2 separate regions of the Homo sapiens genome follow, and region 2 is linked to region 1. A link is a loop called in an ENCODE intact Hi-C map of the cell type or tissue named here. Cell type or tissue: mammary epithelial cell. All regions are shown on one strand.

Evidence for each region. Peaks named below come from ENCODE experiments on the same cell type or tissue, not always from the same donor. Only the 100,000 strongest peaks of a DNase experiment are listed, where the experiment ranks them.
Region 2: it touches region 1 in a loop (6-fold over the local background); 55 of 110 quality-filtered maps call a loop at or near these places.

What each region holds. Positions count from the first base shown.
Region 1 is chr10:5,438,343-5,446,342 of GRCh38, reverse strand. All of the region lies in intron 3 of NET1 (neuroepithelial cell transforming 1), which reads right to left. Among named protein-coding and RNA genes, the nearest start is that of NET1, 30 kb to the right of the region's middle. RefSeq lists an enhancer at 3,920-4,089. In mammary epithelial cell, a CTCF peak has its summit at 4,091; a DNase peak (open chromatin) is centred at 4,092; H3K27ac peaks cover 1,853 bases.
Region 2 is chr10:5,869,890-5,877,889 of GRCh38, reverse strand. The region is part of intron 7 of ANKRD16 (ankyrin repeat domain 16); the gene reads left to right. Among named protein-coding and RNA genes, the nearest start is that of ANKRD16, 16 kb to the left of the region's middle. In mammary epithelial cell, a CTCF peak has its summit at 4,246 (motif pointing right); a DNase peak (open chromatin) is centred at 4,249.

The DNA of each region.
Region 1 (8,000 bases):
CCCATAAAACCCTATTGCATGGGAATAAGTTCAGTATGGACAACTTGACAACTCAAATAAGGAAATAGAAATTCTTATTCGATAGGGCTGAATCAACATATATAATGAAGAAAAGCCTAATTTTCCAGGAAACCTGCTTTTATTTTACAGAAGTGCAAGCATATTCACAATTATAAAATAGATTATCTAAGTCTTTAAATAGTTCCCACTTTTTCTTAAGACTAGCAGGGTAAATACAGCAGGTGCACTTCTGTTACCTCTCTTCCAGAAGAAAATCTCCCATGAGGTTACGGGTAAACTGGGCTACTTCAGATTTCAAAATTCAGTATTTCTTAGAGGTAGATATTTTTTCTGGATCTTTTTAAAAACTTGATTATCTGTGTACTAGATATTTTATAACAAAGGTGATTTCTGTTCTCTATATTGTATACATAGTATGTAATTGTGTATATATTATATATAAGTGTATAATATAACAGGGTCCTTCTCTAGACTGAATTAACTGATCTTGATATAGCTCGAACAGGGTCAAAAGACTGCTTAAAAAGTCTTGCATTTTACAGGTGAAGAAATGAGGCTAACAGAGGTGAAGTGACAATAATGACAGTGACCAGTGACAGTCTCCAAATTTCTAGCCTAAGTCTTTTCCTCTATGGAACAACACTACTTTTGTTGGCTTGGCAGGCCTGCTGTGAAGCAGATTTCCTTTTAAACACAAAATTCGTTATTCTATTTGGAATGGTAAAATTTTACACTATAAACTACTATAATATGATGGTAGTATGTTGGAAAAATATTTCTAGTCTGAGGATTTATAGAATCAGATAAATCTATTATATAAAAGTCACTATTCTAGATACTTGGGTAATAAAAAAAAATAGGCTTCATATCTGCTAAAGAGACCATTGTGTAAAGGTAGGCCACATGAAGAGATAACAGAAGATAGCTTTTGCAAATTCAAAACTAAGGTGTGTAGCTAATAAGTGCTACAGGAGTTCTGGAAGAGAAACCACTTCAGGTAGTTTTCTAAGCTAAGACACGGCTGGGAACAATGCCAGGAAGAGGTTTAAGATGTTATGTCTGTGCGGCCTTGAATGTAATATTTTTCATAGATTTGAACAAGAGAAAATTTCAAGGAGGACAAGGGAGTGAGCCCACACTGAGATCACGGGCTGTGCGTAAAGATGGAACAGATGGATGTACTCAATAGGTGAGAGAGATAATGAGAGCTATGTTGTAATAAGATATATGTGACTGGTGTTTAAGATGGTTGAAAGATGACTGAAAACATCATGCAAAAATCACAGTCGGGCAACAAGAACTTTGCCTAAAGTAGGACCAGTAGGGAAGAAGGAAAAGGATATAAGCAAGAAGTCACAGACGCCTACAATTCTTTAAATAGGAGGGGTAACTGTTAGTGCAAATCAAGAAATAAGAAGGAACAAGCTTTGAAAGAAAATTCTAAGTTACATTTTAGATATACTGAGTGTGAGGCGGTGGAAGAACATGCAAATGAAAATATTCTGCTGGTAGTTGGAAATGTTGGACAAAAACCTGAAAGAGGCTGGAGGCTAGATTTAGACTGGAGAGTCAGATACAGAGATAAAAATCGAAGCTATGGGAGTGAATGAGATGACTGGGAGAGAAAATTTGGACAAAAAGAACATGGTCCAAGGATCTAACTTTGGAGGAAAGCCAAGGGAAGGAAAATTCTGCAAAAGGAATAGTTAGAAGGAAAGAAACAAAGCAAAAGCCAAGGGAAGAAAAAAATGTTAATTACAGCAAAGAGGTTAAGGAGGGTATGAAAAAAGCCACGGATTTAGTGATTACAAGTTTAATGAGGATCTCAAGTGTGCTATTTCAGTGGAGTAAAGACAGAGGCAAATTACAGGGGCTGAAGAGTGAATACAGAAGAATAGTGGGTGCAGACTATTTATAAAGACAAATAATCTATAAAAAGTAATTGCCTAAGGTTTGCAGGAGAGTTGCTACTTCTTGCAGGAAGGACCACCACTGCCCTTCTGTAGCTATGTGTGTTTTATACACGAGATGTGGTAATAATTCATCTTTCTGCTTTGAGTTTATTTTTTAAAGTAATGGAGATTGGCTCTGTTTCATCATCTACTCTATTGTCCAGTCTGTCCTGGGCAGTATGTGTGATGTGGTTGGCCTTAAGAGTGGATGACTGTAGAAGATATTTCCATATAGCATGAAAGTAGAAGCACCTGAGCGATTGTGGACTCCTAATTTTACTCTTAATTTTAAGAACAGTGATCTACCTACATTCTCAGAGCTAATATGAACAGCCTAGGCTAGACCCCAGCAGTCTGGTTCAGTTAGCTTCATCAGTTAAAATATGGCGTAAGTAAGGCCAATACTTTACGGCCACATAGTTTCTAAGGGAATAAAGGATTATGTGCAGTGGGAGTTAGGAAAGAAGCAGCTAGGAGTTCTCCTGGGATTCTTACCCGATGTCTTTCTTGAAACTGTTTTTCCACTTAGTTCCAACAGAAATGAGCCAAGATAATGAGAAGGGGTATCTTTCATTCTCTCCTTCAGCTGGGGACCCAAGAGGTAAAGGTAGAAGTCTTTATATGTAAATACAGAAATAGAAAACAAATAGGGTATACTGATGACAGCCATGTTCACAAAAGCCCCAGCTCACCAACACTAAAATCTTAGTTTCATTTTGAATGTGCAGGTTTGGGGTCTAAATGTAGACAGCATCTAAAAAAGGAATGATGAACATGCGGAAGTTCAACTGGACTCAAGAATCTTGAGTCTTGTCACAATGCTGCATAAAACCAGAGGACTAAACAGGCCCTCTGAGATCATTCACCCATCCTCTTCAGTTTTCTCATAAGGAAACTTAATGGGTGGTGGTGAAAAATAGAAGAAAAATTTAAGGTCTTACTTTGTGCTAGAGTTCTATATGTTATTTAATCAACTCTATGAAGTACTTATTATCTCAATTACTTTGTGCTAGAGCTTTATACATGTTATCTTAATCAACTCTATGAAGTACTTATTATCTCAATTTTAGAGAAGGAGGAAACTAGGACTGACCAAGTTTAAGAAACTTGTCCAAAGGTACCTTGTTAATCAGTGGCTTAACAGACCTGATGACTCTGTTCTGCTCAGCTGTTGTGACACTGTCCAGATGAAGATAACCCATATAAAACCTTTAGCACATGTTCTGAGACACACTAGGTGCTCAGTATATGTTAGTGACCTAAGTTAACAGTAGACCTAAGTTTAAAACCAAAGTCTCCTGAGTCCCAGGCTAGCAGTATTCACTAAATTGCCAATACTTTTATAGAGGAGGAAACCATAAAAACGGTTGAGAGATTAGCTGCCTTATAGCCTTTTTATAACAAGACATGGGGTAGGTAAAAAGATAATAAAATAGTTCCAGTTGTGTAAGTTTAGAAGAGTTTTTTTCTTTCTTTCTTTTTTTTTTTTTTTAAAGACAGGGTCTTGCTCTGTTGTCCAGGCTGGAGTGCCATGGCACAATCTCAGCTCACTGCAACCTCTGCCTCCTGGATTCAAGTGATTCTCATGCCTCAGCCTCCCGAGTGTGCCATCACGCCTGGCTAATTTTTGTAATGTTAGTAGAGATGGGGTTTTACCATGTTGGCCAGGCTGGTCTCGAATTCCTGGTCTCAAGTGATCTGCCTGCCTTGGCCTCCCAAAGTGCTGGAATTACAGGTATGAGCCACCCTGCCTGGCCAACAGCAACTATTTGTATAACTTTCTACAAACGGCGTAACTGAGGCACAGATTGGTTAGCGTCTTTTCTTTCTATAGAACATCTAGAATTTATAAACGTAACTGAGTTATGTAAAGGTAAAGAGAAAGATGTTTCTCTTATGTATAGAAAAGGAGTGTTAGGTTACTTGTTCTCCCCTTTCAAGTGAAAAACTGCTTGGAATTTAGAAATAAATTAGAGCTTAGGAATAATCATTACTTTTTTTGGTCTAGGCATTATTATCTACTTTTACCTGGAACAATAACAAGCAATTGGAAATTAGACTAGGGAAGCCATACTACAGGCAAAGAGAAAACAAAATCTAAGCTCTCTGCTGCCCTCTACACGAGATATTGTGAAATGCAATTGTCAACCTGTTTTTCAACTTTGTAATTATATTTGTAACGACATTACATAGATGACTACATAAACAATCTCTTAATTTGTGGAAAAATATGACCAGTAAAATCTGTATTTTCAGTCTTTGTACAGCCTTCATGTCTTATATTACTAAATTAAACATATATTTTAAAATGATACAAGTATATGAAAAAGATTCCACAATTCACAAGAAATATTTTAAGAACTTTTTCTAAATATAAGAAAACTACATTCCATTTTAAAACTCTAGAATTCAAGATTACAAGCATATACTCTGTATCTCACTAAAAATAGGTTAGTTAAAAATAAAATTTTAAATCTTACTAAAAAGGAAGTATTAATTGAAAAGTGGAACTTTTGAAAAACCATAGTTCCAAAATATCTAGTAATAACTTAAAAACAAAAAGAGTTACATTTGAACTGGATAAGTACGAAAGAAATTAGTAATGAAGTTATATGTGATTTGAATCTCCAAGTTTAGTACTAAGAATTTGGTTTGGGGAAAAAACATCAGTTTAGACCAATTAAGTATTATTAGACACACTTTAAATAAAATAGTCTCATAGGCTAATAAGTTTGGTATTGTCAAAACAATGGTTCTTTTGTGCGATGACAACACAAATAGCCAATCAAATGGGGTATCAGCACTGTTAGTGGTGACTTTTTATCTCAGGTAACGAATAACTTCCAGTATAACGTAAGACCACTTAGTCTTCTGTAACAAGCTGTTGAATGGGATTCCTCCCATTTTTCCCTGAACTTCAGCTTAAGGCCCCAAACTAAAGACAAAAGGATATTGTGTCTTGTGCCCAGCCTCCTGTTTTCTCAGCCCAATTTGACATTGCCATAGCAACTGGCTCCCCACAGGAGTGACCCCACAGTCCCTTGCCTCAGCTGCACTGTGTATCTCTTGCCTTCCACCCTGGGCTTCTTGGATGCTGCTGTGTGGCACATGCACATGTGTAGCCACGGGTGTGTGGGATGGACACCCGAAAGGCCACTTGTTGACTAACGGAGCACAGAAGCTGCAGGATAAAAGCTCCCCTCTTCAGTCCGTTGAGAGGAGAAGTCTGTGGTGTGTTTTACACAGCTCTTCAGAGGGTTCCAGAGAGATCTACCCCACTGCCCACAGTAGTGACAGCTTAATTAGACACTGCACGGGCCTCCTCTCTTTCACTTCTCCAGCTTGTTCCCTGGGATCATACCTCAAGAAAGACACCTGTCAATGAGTCCTCGTTTTAGGCTCTGATTTCTGGAGGGAGAACCCAGGCTAAAATATGGACACTGAGATTGGTCCTAGAGATCAGAAACACAGGATGGGACTCTGAAACAGACTCACTCACTAGTAAAATGGTGATAAGGACTACAGGTATGAATAGGGATGAGACACAGAGTAGTGAGGCAATGCCTTACATAGTAGTGGTGGCAAATGAACAAGAGAGGGGCAGTGGTAATTGTAATGATTGTAGTGTTTACTGGCTTTGGCTAATTGCTTTAAAAGATTTGAAAAAGCAGCTGACAGAACTTTCATAATGTTCTCAGCACCATGGTGGGAATAGCTAAGTGGGAGTCCCTGAAATTTCACCCCTTACACCTGGGCCAAGATGGTAAGTCAGAAGCAGTATTGCACACCAGGAGAAAATGCAGAGATCAGCCATCAGAGTTACGGACTGCACAAGTGATAGTCTCCACTAGATCCTCATTCTGTTTATCTGAGTGCCTCTTACAATAATGAGGTGGACTGTGGTAAATGACAGTGGACCACTGTAAACTTAAGTGGTAGTTCCAACCTCAACTGTTGTGCAAGATGTAGAGTCTACTGGAGCAGACCAACAAATCATCTAGCATTTGTTACATGGTTATGGTTGTGGTTACTGATCTGGCCTATGTGTTCTTTTCAATCCTCATTAGTAAGAAGGGTCAAAAGTAGTTTGCTTTTAGGTGGGAAGGACAGCAGCCTGTGATTGCTCACGTCCTGAAGCTGTTCACTTTGTTTTCTGTCACAAAGTCGGCAAGGACCGGATATTTCACAGAACATCATACAGGCCCACTGTATTAATAACATTATACCAAAAAGACCTGGTGAATAGGAAGTGGAAAGTATTTTGGATATCCCAGTAAATCAAACGCATGCCACAAAAATTCAGAGGTTGCCATGTTGGAAAAGTTTTAATAGATCCAACGGCCTGAGGCTTTCTGGGATCTCCCCGCTACAGGAAAGGACAGGTGTTGCACCTTGCATCTTCTAGGCACAGTGCTAGCAGGACTCTTCATCTTTTGGAGGCAGTATCTGCTATATTTGGGAATGTTGCTGTGATAGTTTTGAGTAGGTCCCAGAGCAACAGAGGTCTCTGTAGCAGGTCCTCCAGGCTGTGGTGCAAACTGCCCTGCTGTTCAGGCCATGTGACCTGGTATATCACATCAAGGTTGGGTATTTATGGTAGACAAAGATGCTGTGTGATGCTCTGGCAAGGCCAGGAAGAGAACTGCAATGCAGAGCCTTAGGGTTCCAGAGCAAAGCTCTGCTTTCCACAGCAGAAAATGACTCCGGTTTGAAAAGCAGCCCCAGGTGTGGGGCAGACCTAGTTAGAGTGAGGCCCTGGCTACAGGACATCATTTAACTGTGCGATCAGAGGTGCCCAAAACAAACAGGGTCACATCAACTGAGTCAGAAGGTTGGGAGGTACAGCAGCCATCTGTTATACAAAGGAAATGGTCCATTTGTGATTGGCTTAAGGAAGACCAAAGGGCATCAGTATATAACATGAACAGATGGCCCAGACTGCCATGTAACCTAGTACATTACACTGGTACTTCTCTTTCAACTCTTCATCTAGGGGTGGAGTAGGTCTCTAAAACCACTAAGAGAAAAATTTGGCCCTCATTCACACATGAATTAGCTTCATATGTTGGTATGAGCAGAAAATGGACCACTATTGCACTGCATCCCATTCAGGGGTAATCCTAAAGAGAGCGGCAAAGGAGAACACTCCAGTGTCAGTAATGCACTTGGTTGTTCACTCTGTGTGAAGGGAGAAATGGCATGACATACAGATATACACAGGCTCCTGAGCAGTGGCAAATGGGTTGGCTGATTGGTCAGGAGCTTGGAAGGAACCAAGATTGAAAAGGTAGAAATCAATTTTGGAGAAGAGGCATATGGATGGGCCTATGAGAATGGCCACAAAGTGGAAGGAGCCTTGTCTCTCATGTTAATGCTTACTGAAGACTCTAAGGTGCTAGTGATTTACGTTGTGGATTCCAGTGCTGGTGCAATAGACCCATGAGCACAGGAGCCATGATGGCAGGCATGAAGGTTCAGTGTGCTCCAGCAGCAGGGGCGCTCTTTTACCAAGGCTGGTTTAGTCACTGCCACTGGTGAATGCCTAACCTGCCAGCAGCTGAGAAATGGTGTTGGTCTATAGTTTTCTTTTCTTGTAGTGTTGGCTTTAGTTATCAGGATAATACTGATCTCTTAGAATGGCTTAGAAAGTATTCTATTTTCTTTGATTTTCTGAAAGAGTATGAGAAGGATTAATGTTAATTCTTTTCTAAATGTTTGGTAGAATTTACCAGTAAAGCCATCTTATTCAGAGCTTTTCTTTGTTGAGAGGTTTTTGATTACAGAGTCAATCTTTTTACTAGTTATAGGTTTAGTCAGATTTTCTCTCCATGATTCAGTCTTGGTAGATTGTGTGTTTCTAGGAATTTGTCCATTTCATCTAGATTATCCATTTGTTGGCATACAATTATTCACAGTACTTTTATTAATATTACCCTTTTTATTTCTGTACAATATGGTAGTAATAGCCCCACTTTCATTTCTCATTTTACTAATTTGAGTCTTCTCTCTTTTTTTCTTAGTCTACCT
Region 2 (8,000 bases), 430 kb before region 1:
ATATTTCACTCTTTGTACTCTTAAAGTAGAATAGATAACGTTTGCGCGATCAGGCTGTGGGATCCTTAGAGAAGCATGTACCATGCATGAATATAATATAGCATACACACTTTCACAAACATATGAAATATCTTATAGTAACTGCTGCATGGTAAGGCTGTGATAATAATAACAAAAATATCACATACGTTGCTATTAGCTTGAGCTATAAAATGCAGTTGGCCCATTTAATTTCTTCCTTCATAAGCTTTTACTTGGCCATTACAATGGTTCACTTTTGGTTTCGTAGCCAAGAAGGACATACTTATAATCTGTTTACACAGGCATTTACAAGAAATTAATAAAAACTTTTATATATTCTAAGCACTGCTAGTTAAGCTATCAAGTTTTAATCTTGAGGGTTTTTGTTTGTTTTAATAGATAAATTCAGTATTGACCCCCTTCAAGTAATAAATACATGTAAAAAATGTAACTAAGGACCGGGCATGGTGGCCCGTGCCTGTAATCCCAGCACTTTGGGAGGCTGAGGCAGACAGATCACTTGAGGCCGGGAGTTCAAGACCAGCCTGGCCAACATGATAAAACCTCATCTCTACTAAAAATACAAAAATTAGCCAGCTGTGCTGGTGCATGCCTGTAGTCCCAGCTACCAGTGAGGCTGAGGCCCGAGAATTGCCTGAACCCAGGAGGCAGAGGTTGCAGTGAGCTGAGATAGCGCCACTGCACTCCAGCCTGGGCGACAGAGCATGACTCCGTCTCAAAAAAAAAAAGAAAAAAAGAAAATGTAACTAAGATATTTACAAAACTTCTGTTAACCTGAGTTTAAGAATGGGGTTTTGTCTTTAAAACCCATTTTTCTGGCCTGTCCCATCCACCCACGGAAGCCTGTGACTTAAGGAATGAAACACTTGACATTTAGCTTTAAAAAATATTATAGCCTCTTAAACGGAGTAAAGATAGGATGAGTCCTCAGGCATTTAGATTCTTTTTCTACTTTTTTTTCCTTTTCTTTCTTTTCCTTTTTTGATCCTTCTCTCTGAATTGCAAAGAATAATTATTAGTCTAGATCAGGCTTTTTAATCATTGTATGCATCAGTCACAAGCAACATTGAATCCTCTTATTCAGTGTGATCCAGTAAGTGCTTATTACACACCCACCTTACTCTCAGCGTTGGGCTCGGTTTGGCACAGAGCAAGAATTTCCCGTTCGTCTTAATTATTCCCAGATGGCATCAGCGGATTCCTGTTTCTAACCACCAAATCAGTGTTCTGGTAGAAACACTCCTGTCTTGTGACCTCTAAATTACACACTCTCCATCTGCACTGATTTGAGATGTAGTTACCACTTTTCTGTTCCTCCAGAGATGCCTGCGTCAATGCCCTCTAGGTCTGAAGATGGTCCTGTTGTGCGGCTATTTCACGTGTACAGGTGGGACTGAAAGATCAGTCTGGGACTGCCCTCTTTCCCCTCAGCACACACATGAGCAGCTTTGTGTTTGCAGCAGCTGCGTGCACGATCAGCTTCCACTTGGCTTTGCTTCTGCCCTTACAAACCAGCTGATGATGATGACACAGCATGTTACACTGTTGTCCCCGGTTTTCCTAGATTCCACGCACCTTTGTAATAGAAACCGTGGTTACTGGATGCCACTGCTGAAACTACTAAACACCCAGAGATGGCAGTGATTATAAGAACATTAATCGTGGGCTGGGCGCGGTGGCTCATGCCTGTAATCCCAACACTTTGGGAGGCTGAGGTGGGTGGATCACCTGAGGTCAGGAGTTCAAGACCTGCCTGGCCAACATGGTGAAACCCAGTTTCTTCTAAAAATACAACAATTAGCCCGGCGTGGTGGCATGCGCCTGTAATCCCAGCTACTTGGGAGGCTGAGGCAGGAGAATCGCTTTAACTCCGGAGGCGGAGGTTGCAGTGAGCCGAGATCGTGCCACTGTACTCCAGCCTGGGTGACAGAGCAAGACTCCATCTCAAAACAAAACAAAACAAAAAAATTAGCCTGGCATGGTGGCAGGCGCCTGTAATCCCAGTTACTTGAGAGGCTAAGGCAGGAGAATCGCTTGAATCTGGGAGGCAGAGGTTGCAGTGAGCCGAGATTGCACTACTGCACTCCAGCCTGGGTGACAGAATGAGACTCTGTCTCAAAAAAAAAAAAAAAAAGAACATTAATTGCAGCAAAGAGAGTAGCAATAATAGAATAATAACCAGATGTTTCCATAACAATAATATATGAAGAATGCTCTGGCAATGATAACTAATATTTTTCTATTACTCCCTAATTATAGTTACTTTACTCACCTCCTTTGGGTCTTTACCTACAAGCCACCTTCTCAGCGAGGCCTGCCCAGGCCACCCTATCTAAAATTGTGTCCTTTTCTTCAACATTTGATATCTTCTTTCCCCAGTTTATTTTTTCTTCTTAGCATTTGCTATTAGCAAATGTACCATATAATTTATTTATTTTGTTGATTGTTTTTCTCCCCGACTGGTATGCAGGCTCCTTGGACTGATTTTTGTCATTTAAATTTAAAATTATTATATAGTTAATGAATGGGCGATAAAAGCCCTTTATGTGCATTGAGCACTTAGTAAATGCGAGATAGTGTGCTAAGCCCTTACCTAGATTGTCTCATTTTGTCCTCTGACTCTTGCACCCTGCAGCCCCTTCTCATTATTATTCCCTCTGGAGCATCTTTTCCCATACACACTTTCATGAAGAGTCTCTACTTGATACCCTCAGCTCATAGGCACCTCCCACCCCCCGCAGTCTGGCGTCGTTGTTGCTGCTCTGTGCAGACTCTTCCTTTCAGATACCAGTGACGTCCTGCTTGCCATTTCAAGTGATGTACTTTTAGCCCTTAGATTACTGACCCTTTCAGTTCACTTACTGATCACTACCCCTTCTGGACTGTTGCCACATGCAATAATGCACTCCTGGGTTTTTCTTTCTGCCTTTTCCTTCTCTGCCTCTGCACTCCTCTGTCAGGCTGGCCCTCCGTGCTCATGCGTACCAGCTTCTGTCTCCAGCATCTCCGTCATTCTGGATTTTCTCCTGAAGCGTTGTCGTCCATGCCTCGGGTTTCAGCTACACCCTAATGTCAGTAACACTCAGATCTCTCTCTAGCCCTTACTTTCCACTGCCTGCTTACGTTTCTGCATGGATGTTCTGAGGCCATCTCACATTCAGTTTATTCAAAACCCAGCCTTCCCCACAACCCACTGACATACAGGCCTGCATTCCTGCCTTGGTTGGTGGCATCACAGCTCACCCAACCTGTGTTGGAAAGCTGGGGGTCAGTCATGACTCCTCCCTCTTAAGGAGTCCCTGCAGAGGACAGCTGCTGGGCGGCTCTCTAATCTGCCTGTTCCACACCATCCCTACTGCGACTCCTGCCCAAGCTCTCTCACTCTCCTCCTAGAGAGTGGCAGCCATGTCTTAAATACACCTCTCCAAGTCCTCAAATCCACCCTCCACATGGCTGCCAGGGCGTTCTCACTAATGTGACCAAGGGCATTGATTGCCAATTGTGGCTTAACCTGCCTCCCAGAGCACGTACTACACTTGCCAGGATTTCTGATTGCCTTAACTAACACCCACTTCCACCAGGGCTGTCAGCTTGTCCTAAAAGCACACCCGCTCCCATGGTGAGTGTGTGTTACTAAGCTCAATCAAAGCAGAAGTCTCGCCCAGGCACGATGGCTTACACCTGTAGTCCCAGTATTATGGGAGGCTGAGGCAGGCAGATCACAAGGTCAGGAGATCGAGACCATCCTGGCCAACATGGTGAAATCCCGTCTTTACTAAAAATACAAAAATTAGCCAGGCGTGGTGGCACCCGCCTGTAATCCCAGCTACTTGGGAGGCTGAGGCAGGAGAATCACTGGAACCCGGGAGTTGGAGGTTGCAGTGAACCAAGATCACCACTGCACTCCAGCCTGGCAACAGAGCGAGACGCCGTCTCAAAAAAAAAAAGCAGAAGTCGCTGAAAAGAGATGCAAAGAGGTAAAAATTGTAATGACCTGAAAATAGCGAGGACCTAACATATATTACCAAAAAAACTTACACGAGAAAATACACAAGACAAGAGGGAAAGGATCACAAAATGGAAACGAGATGGCAAAAGTCAGGCTAAAGAAGCTGGAGGGAACTATAGGGAGGGTGCTCAGACAGTGAGAAGAGGGAGGAGCAAGCACTGAATTTAATTTAACCCAGGACGTTGCTAGAATCCACCAGCAGGTGGCAGACCAGAAAAATGTCCCTTTTAATCTCCCAGACTTTTGTTTGTAAGGCCTATTGTAAAATACAGAAGATAGTAAAGGAGAAAACAAAAATAATCTATAGTTCCACCACCCAGATGGAACCACTCTTATTTTCCCTTAGTCTTTAAAAATGCATATAGGGCTGAGCACGGTGGCCCCTACCTATAATCCCAGCACTTTGGGAGGCCGAGGCGGGCAGATCACTTGAGGTCAGGAGTTCAAGACTAGCCTGGCTAATATGGTGAAACCCCATCTCTGCTAAACATACAAAAATTGTCCAGGCGTGCTGGGGACGGTGGCTCATGCCTGTTATCCCAGCACTTTGGGAGGCCGAGGCGGGCGGATCATGATGTCTGGAGATCGAGACCATCCTGGCTAACACAGTGAAACCCTGTCTGTACTAAAAATACAAAAAAGTTAGCTGGGCATGGTGGCATGCGACTGTAGTTCCAGCTGCTTGGGAGGCTGAGGCAGGAGAATTGCTTAAACCCGGGAGGCGGAGGTTGCAGTGAGCTGAGATCATGTCACTGCACTCCAGCCTGGGCGACAGAGCAAGACTCTGTCTCAGAAAAAAAAAAAAAAAAAGATTAGCCAGGTGTGGTGGGGCACACCTGTAGTCCCAGCTGCTTGGAAGGCTGAGGCATAGAATCGCTTGAACCCAGGAGGCAGAGGCTGCAGTGAGCCGAGATCACACCACTGCACTCCAGCCTGGGTGACAGAGTGAGACTCCCTCTCAAGAAATAAAAAATAAAATGCAGGGCCGGGCGCGGTGGCTCACGCCTGTAATGCCAGCACTTTGGGAGGCCAAGGGGGGCAGATCACGAGGTCAGGAAATTAAGACCATCTTGGCTAACACGGTGAAATCCCGTCTCTACTAAAAATACAAAAAATTAGCCGGGTGTGGTGGCGGGCGCCTGTAGTCCTAGCTACTCGAGAGGCTGAGGCAGGAGTATGGCGTGAATCCAGGAGGTGGAGCTTGCAGTGAGCTGAGATCGCGCCACTGCACTCCAGCCTGGGCAACAGAGTGAGATTCCATCTCAAAAAAAATACCTACATAAAAAATAAATAAAATGCATACGGTTGAGCTGATGCTGCACGTGCAGTTTTTCCCTTAACTTTGTTTATTTATTTATTTTGGAGACAGTCTTGCTGTGTCACCCAGGCCGGGGTATAGTGGCGTAATCTCGGCTCACTGCAGCCTGCACCTCCTGGGTTCAAGCAATTCTCATACCTCAGCCTCCTGAGTAGCTGGGATTACAGGCGCCCTCCACCATGCCTGGCTAATTTTTGTATTTTTAGTAGAGACAGGGTTTCACCATGTTGGCCAGGCTGGTCTCAAACTCCTGACCTCGAGTGATGCGCCCGCCTCAGCCTCCCAAAGTGCTAGGTTTACAGGTGTGAGCCACCACACTTGGCCCTCTAACTTTATTTTACAAGCAAATCCTAATGCTCTTTAAAACTTTGTGAATGTCGTGTTTCATGGCCGTCTTATGCTCCATCGTATTACTGTCCATATTGAGTCTTGTGTGTTGCCTCTTTCATTGGTTTCCGTTTTTTTAAGATGTAGACAGAGTAATCTCTGTCAAATTCAACTGGAGGCAAGGGCGGCAGGTTGGGGACAGAAACGGCTGTTGGATTTGATCACTGGAGGTTGGGCCATGCGAGTGGGTGGGAGATATGGGCTGCACAGGGGCCTGAGCAACTCTCTGCACCCTTGGCTGCATTGTGTGGTGAAGGAAAGGAAAGAAGAAAGCAGTTTGACAGGACAGTAGTTTTCTCCGAGAGGGTGAGTGAGGGGATGAGCATGTGGCATGTTTACAGACTGGGAAAGGAGCCCACAGAGGGAGGAAGCCAGCGGTGAGGGAGTGAGGGCTCTGTGGGATAAGGCTCTTCGGAAGGTGTGGGAAGTAGGCTTAGAAGCCCTTGGGGAGCTCAGCTCCAGATGCAGAAGGAGAGTTTCCTTCTCAGAGGCATGAAGGAAAGAAGAAGGGCAAGAAGGAAGAAAAGTTCAGGGCAGAGCCCACGTGGGCGCCTCATTCAATGCCAGTATCTAGGAGGGTGGGGGATTTGTGGAGCACATTTATTACGTTTCCTACAAGAATGGATAATAATGTGGACTTACATTTGGCAGTTTTTACACTTTTTTAAATTACACTCTTTCAGTTGGAAAGAGTGATGTGGTGTGATATTTATTTATTTATTTATTTATTTATTTATTTATTTATTTGAGTTGGAGTCTAGCTCTGTCGCCCAGGCTAGAGTGCAATGGCTCAATCTCGGCTCACAGCAACCTCTGCCTCCCGGGTTCAAGCGATTCTCCTGCCTCAGCCTCCTGAGTAGCTGGGATTACAGGCGTGCGCCTCCACACCTGGCTAATTTTTCTATTTTTAGTAGAGACAGGGTTTCTCCATGTTGGTCAGGCTGGTCTCGAACTCCCAACCTCAGGTGATCCGCCCACCTTGGCCTCCCAAAGTGCTGGGATTACAGGCGTGAACCACCAAGCCTGGCTGCGTGACATGATTTTTACTGAGAAGGAAACAAGATGGGAGTGAGGGCTGGCCTCTGCCAATCGTGGTGACGACAGGGACTTGATTGGCCTGTGTGATTAACCCACCCTGCAGCATTTGCAGAACCTGCCTCCTCCTACCATGCTGAAAATGTGATTGACTTGATACTGAGGACAGGCCTGGGCGCTCCTGGGAAAGCACGGGGAGTGGATGCATTTATCGGCCCATGCTCTGTGCAGCTTCTGGCCTGAGCACAGCAACAGGAGGGTTCTGCAGGCATTTCAACCAACATGACACCTCTCCTGGCTTCACCACAGGTGAACCAGGTCTCTTGTTACTCTTCCTACTCTGGAAGGCCCAAAGCATCCTGAAGGGGAGTGACACCCTGGGGGTAATTGAAACAACATTTTAAAAATAGCAATGGCCAGGCACGTGGCTCACGCCTGTAATCCCAACACTTTGGGAGGCCAAGGCGGGCAGATGGCTTGAGACCAGCCTGGACAACATGGTGAGACCCTGCCTCTACAAAAAATACAAAAAATTAGCTGGGCGTGGTGTGCCTGTAGTCCCAGCTACCAAGGAAGCTGAGGTGGGAGAATTCCTTGAGCCCAGGAGGTCAAGGCTGCAGTGAGCTATGATTGCACTTTTGTATTCCAGCCTGGGTGACAGAGCAAAACCCTGTTTCAAAAAAAAAAAAAAAAAGCAGTAGGGAGGGAATGAGGACTGGCTGGTGCCCGGGCAGAGTCGCAGGGAAGAGAGGCCAAGAGCCAACGCTGACCTCACTGTGCGGGTGCACTGGGGGCCCCTGCGAAGCTGACCTCACTGCGCAGGTGCACTGGGGGCCTCCGTGAAGGGGTCGGTGAGGAGCTGGACAAAGATCAGAGCAGGTTTGAGAGAGAATGGGAAGGCAGAACCTGGAGCTTGCAAATGAAGCAGTGGAGAGGGATGTGGATCGATGTTTTGGTTTTTTTAATGGAGCAGATTACAGTTTACAGATTGCTGAGAGAATGGTCCAACAGAAAGTGAGGAGGAGGAATGAGTCTAATGTCTGTACGAAGCAACTAGAGTCTTGTTAAAATGCAGATTCCTTCAAACCTAGGGATCCTGAAAAAAAGAAAAATGCAGATTCTCAGAGGGAGAGAGTCCAGGGGTGCGGGGGCCAGTCAAAAAAACTACCTACTGGATACCATGCTAAGTGATGCGATCCTTACTGCAGA